Regions from separate parts of the Homo sapiens genome. Here region 1 is linked to region 2. Evidence: read pairs that join two places in POLR2A ChIA-PET (ENCODE). Cell type or tissue: PC-9. All regions are shown on one strand.

Region 1 (2,500 bases), 200 kb before region 2:
TTGTTTTTTTAGTTTGTTTGTTTTTTGTTTGTTTGTTTGTTTGTTTGTTTCTGAGATGGAGTTTTGCTCTTGTTGCCCAGGCTGGAGTGCAATGGCGAAATCTCGGCTCACTGCAACCTCCGCCTCCTGGGTTCAAACAATTCTCCTGCCTCAGCCTCCTGAGTAGCTAAGATCACAGGTGCCCACCACCACACCCAGCTAATTTTTGTATTTTTAGTAGAGATGGAGTTTCATCATGTTGGCCAGGCTGGTCTCAAACTCCTAACCTCAAGTGATCCTCCTGCCTCGGCCTCCCAAAGTGCTGGGATTACAGACGTGAGCCACCGTGCCTGGCCTGGCAGGGTGGGTTTTAACAAGGGAGAAGCAACGAGAACATTGGTCTAGTCTAGGAGGTTAGGGAAATGGTCACTGAGGAAGCGATCTTGTGATGAGAAGTTAAGGACGAAGAGGAGAATCAGTGAAGGGGGTTGAGGAGAGGGAGCATTCTAGGTCTTCTGCAGTCCCATCTGGCTTCCCAGCCTTCACCCAGCTAAGGCACCCAGCATTTCTCAGGATTCACACACATTGGCCTTGGCCAAATACCCCCCTACACTCTCCTTCTTCCCCTCCGGCCTCACTCTGAAGACAGCTAAGCTGTCTTCCTGGGGGCTTCCTGGTCAAGGCTCACTGTGCAAACTACAGACTATCACATAATCTCCTAACATGCCCCTGGGGCCCGCTGGTTAAAGCCTGAGAAGAGGATCTGCAAAGATCCCTTCCCACAGGCTGCAGAGCCCGTGCTCCACCGGGCTGAGGGCCAAGCTGGGAGTCCATAAGGACCCCTTCCCACAGGCTGCAGAGCCCCTGCTCCACCAGGCTGAGGGCCAAGCTGGGAGGACCTGAGGCACAGGAGCCGGGTTTCCTCCCTCACACTCCTGCGGAAGCTCAGCCCCCATGCTCCACCTGCTTCCTGTTCCGCGGGGAAGATTTCCTGGTCTGTTTCCTTGGCAGCTGTGTCTCATTTCCTCCTGCTGTGCCCGTGATGTCCTGGCCCAGTGTGACGAGGTGAGGCAGGCCCCTCCCCTGTGAGGTGTGCCATCTCCTGCCCAACTCCATTGCCCCAGATTCCAGAGAGCAGAGTCGGGGAAGTAGGCCCCACCCACCTTGGCCAGGGAGCAAGGGGAGGGAGTTCAGCTGCAGGATGCCTGGGCGTCAAGATGTCGTCAATGCCTCCAATATATACTGAGTGTCTACTACGTGCCAGGCATGATACCAGGCGCCAGGTGGCCAAAGCTAAGTGTTCTTCAAGAAGGCAGCTTTGGAGATGAGCCAGGTATACCTGGTGACTGAGCAGCCAACGCTATGTACACAGTGCTCTGGCAGCTCAGGGCCACTTACAGAAGGTCAGAGAGGCCTTCCTGGAAGGGATGACGTCTGAGCTGAGCTTGGAGGATGAATAGAAATTAGCTAAGGATAAGCTTGAAACCTCGTGGTGTGTGGATAAATGATAAACTATTCAGTAAAACTTGAAGATAAAGAATGAGGCAGGGCAGAGAGATGAGTCTGGGAAATAGGGAGGAATCAAGTGCTGGAGGATCTTAGAGGACCCCCAAGAAACTTGATTTTACCCCGTAGGAGGGTCGTTATCAGAACCACAATTCGATCAGGTCTTTTTGGCCTCAGGGTGGAAATGGTGTGAGTGGGCCATGCGGCGTGGGGCCGGGAGAACAAAGTGTGTGTCCTGGTGAGGAATCGGAACTGCCTGAGTTAGGGTGGTAAGACCAGAGAGCAAGGGCCAAGAAAACTGGCAGGACCACAGGACCAACTGGATGTGCTTCGCCTGGAATAGGAGCAGGGGGTGGAGCTGTGACCTTGGACAATCTCTCACACTCTCCAAACCTCAAGTTCATCATCTGTCAATTGCCTTCCCCCGACTAGAAGGAGCTGAGCTAATGGATGCAGTAAAAGCAGTGGGTGAGGGCAGTCATCGTGTTGCCATTTTAAAAAGGCTGTGAAACTACAAGCTGGTAGGGTCCCGGCCATGAGGAACCCGAGTCTTCAGTTTGGGGACAGAAGTAAGTGGGAGGGGGGTGTTATTGTTTTCTGTGGCTTACCCTGGAGCTGATAGGCTATACAGAGGCCATGACATCCCTCCCCCTGCCTCTGGACAGATGATCATTATCAGGTGGGGCATTGGCATCAGGAAGGAGCTGCCTGTCATTCAGAAAACATTTCTGGAGCCTCTAGTGGGGACAGGACTTTTGTTGGCCCCACTTAGCATATGGGGAGGCATAAGGCCAGATCTCTGCCTGCTGACAGTCACCCACCCTGACAGCCTCCCCACTTGGGCTTAGCTGGCCAGGTTGGGCCCCCCAGGAGGCAAAACCCTGCAAGGAGAACCCTCTGGGACAATGAGGTCACACTCTCTTTGGATCACGTGATTCAAGGTTCCCAGCTCCTCCTCATGTCATTTTCTTGTATCCAACCCCAATCTTTATGGCTAGAGGAGGACTTCCTTTTG
Region 2 (2,500 bases):
ATCATTCTACCAAAAACACTTTCACTGCAGTCACCAGTGACTCCCATTTTTCCAAAATCCAACTTACAATTTTTAGTACTTATTTTCCTTTTTTTTTTTTTTTTTGAGTCGGAGTCTCACTCTGTTGCCCAGGCTGGAGTGCAGTGGCGTGATCTCAGCTTACCACAGCCTCCGCCTCCCAGGTTCAAGCAATTCTCCTGCCTCAGCCTCCTAAGTAGCTGGGACTACAGGCGCATGCCACCATGCCTGGCTAATTTTTGTATTTTTAGTAGAGATGGGGTTTCACCATGTTAGCAAAGTGTTTTTAAGACTCATCCATGTTGTGTCATGTATCCACACTTCATTCCTTTTTGTGGCTGAATAATATTCCATTGTGTGGATATACCACAGTTTGTTTAGCTGTTCATCAGTTGATAGGTAGGCATTGAGTTGTTTTCACTTTTTGCCTATTATGAATAATGCTGCCATAAACATTCATGTACAAGTTTGTGTGTGGACATATGTTTTTTGTTCTCTGGGGTATATACCTAGAAGTGGAATTGCTGGGTCATATGGTAACTCTATGTTTGACTTTTTGAGGAATTGGCAAGCTGTTTTCCAGAGCAGCTACACCATTTTACATTCCTGTCAGCAGCATATGAGGGTGCCGATATCTCCACATTCTTTGTTTTTGTTTTTTTGAGATGGAGTCTCACTCTGTTGGCCAGGCTGGAGTGCAATGGTGCAATCTTGGCTCACTGCAACCTCCGCCTCCCAGGTTCAAGTAATTCTCCTGCCTCAGCCTCCTGAGAAGCTGGGATTACAGGTGCCCGCCACCACACCCAGCTAATTATTTGTTTGCATTTTTAGTAGAGACAGGGTTTCACCATGTTGGCCAGGCTAGTCTCGAACTCCTGACCTGCAGTGATCCGCCCACCTCGGCGTCCCAAAGTGCTGGGATTACAGGCGTGAGCCACACACCCAGCCCTTATAGCTCCACATTCTTGCTAACACTTACTGACCTCTTTTTTGTAATAGCTAGCTTAGTGGGTGTGAGGTGGTATCTCGTTGTGGTTTTGATTTTCATATTCTTAATGGCTAATACCAAGCATCTTTTCATGTGCTTATTTGCTATTTGTATGTCTTTATGGAGAAATGTGTATTCAAATCCTTGGCCCACTTTTAAAATCAGGTTATTTGTCTTTTGTTGTTGAGCTTTAAGAGTTTTTTAATAATTCTGAATATTAGACCCTTATCAGACACATGATTTGAAAAATAGTTTCTCTCATTGTATGGGTTGCTGTTTTGCTTTCTTGAAAATATTCTTTGAAGAACAAAAGTTTTCCATTTTCATGAGGCATCATTTATCTAGTTTTTTCCTTTGGCTACTTGTGCTTTAGGTGCTGTATCTAAGAAATTATTGCCTAATCCAGGGTCATGAAGACTTACTCCTGGAATTCCTTCTAAATTTTTTTTTAGTTTTAGGTCTTTGTTCCATTTTTAGTAAATTTTTGTACATGGTATGAGGTAGGCAGTCTAACTTCATTCTTTTACATGAGAATATCCAGTTGTTCCAGCATCATTTGCTGAAAAGACTATTTTTTCCCCCACTGAATTGTCTTGGCACTCTAGGAAATCAATTGACTATACATATATGAGTTTCATTCTAGACTTTCAGTTCTATTCCATTCTTCTATATGAGTTTCTTTCTAGACTTTCAGTTCTATTCCATTCTTCTATATGTCTATCCTTGGCCAGTACCACATTGTTTTGATTACTGTAGCTTTGTAGTAAGTTTGGAAATTGGGAAGTGTGAGTCCTCCAACTTTGTTCTTTTTCAAGGTTGTTTTGGCTACTCTGTGTCCTTTGCATTTCCATGTGAATTTCAGGATTCGTTTGTTAATCTCAGATTGAATTTTGCTAGGGATTGCATTGAATCTGTATATCAATTTAGAGAGTATTGCCTCTTAACAATGTTAAGTCTTCCAATCCATGAACAGGCATGCCTTTATCTAAATATTCTTTCATTTCTTTCAGTGATATTTTGCAGTTTTTCAGCATATGAACCTTGTACTTATTTTGTTAAACTTAGTTTTTATACTGTTCTAAACTGAATTGTTTTCTTAATTTCTCTTTTGAGTTATAGATTACTAGTGTATAAAAATACAATTGATTTTTTGCACATTGATCTTATATCCTGCAGACTTGCTGGGCTCACTTATCAGCTCAATTGGTTTTACAATCTCTTCTTAATCTGTATTTCTATCCATATCAGTCTCCTGAGTTCCAGACCTTTACTTCCAACCACGTTTGGATGTTTCCACTTAGTTGACCTCATAGAGATATCTCTAACTTAATATGTCCAAAATTAAAGTCATCCCCTTCACCCCACTTACAACAAACACACAAGCCAACCTTTTCCCTTCTGCAGTTTGCGTATCTCAGGTATTATCATTTGCCTGGTTGCCCAAGCCTCTAATACGAGAATCATCTTTGATTCCTCACTGTTTCACCCTGTATA

What was found. Peaks named below come from ENCODE experiments on the same cell type or tissue, not always from the same donor. Only the 100,000 strongest peaks of a DNase experiment are listed, where the experiment ranks them.
Region 1: POLR2A ChIA-PET joins it to region 2 with 6 read pairs; 3 of 35 experiments call an interaction of 5 or more read pairs at or near these places.

What each region holds. Positions count from the first base shown.
Region 1 is chr1:201,596,791-201,599,290 of GRCh38, forward strand. All of the region lies in intron 2 of NAV1 (neuron navigator 1), which reads left to right. Among named protein-coding and RNA genes, the nearest start is that of NAV1, 59 kb to the left of the region's middle. In PC-9, no CTCF peak of the experiment used is centred here; a DNase peak (open chromatin) is centred at 1,301.
Region 2 is chr1:201,795,661-201,798,160 of GRCh38, forward strand. The region is part of intron 19 of NAV1 (neuron navigator 1); the gene reads left to right. The region is part of intron 2 of IPO9-AS1 (IPO9 antisense RNA 1); the gene reads right to left. Among named protein-coding and RNA genes, the nearest start is that of MIR1231, 12 kb to the right of the region's middle. In PC-9, no CTCF peak of the experiment used is centred here; no DNase peak of the experiment used is centred here.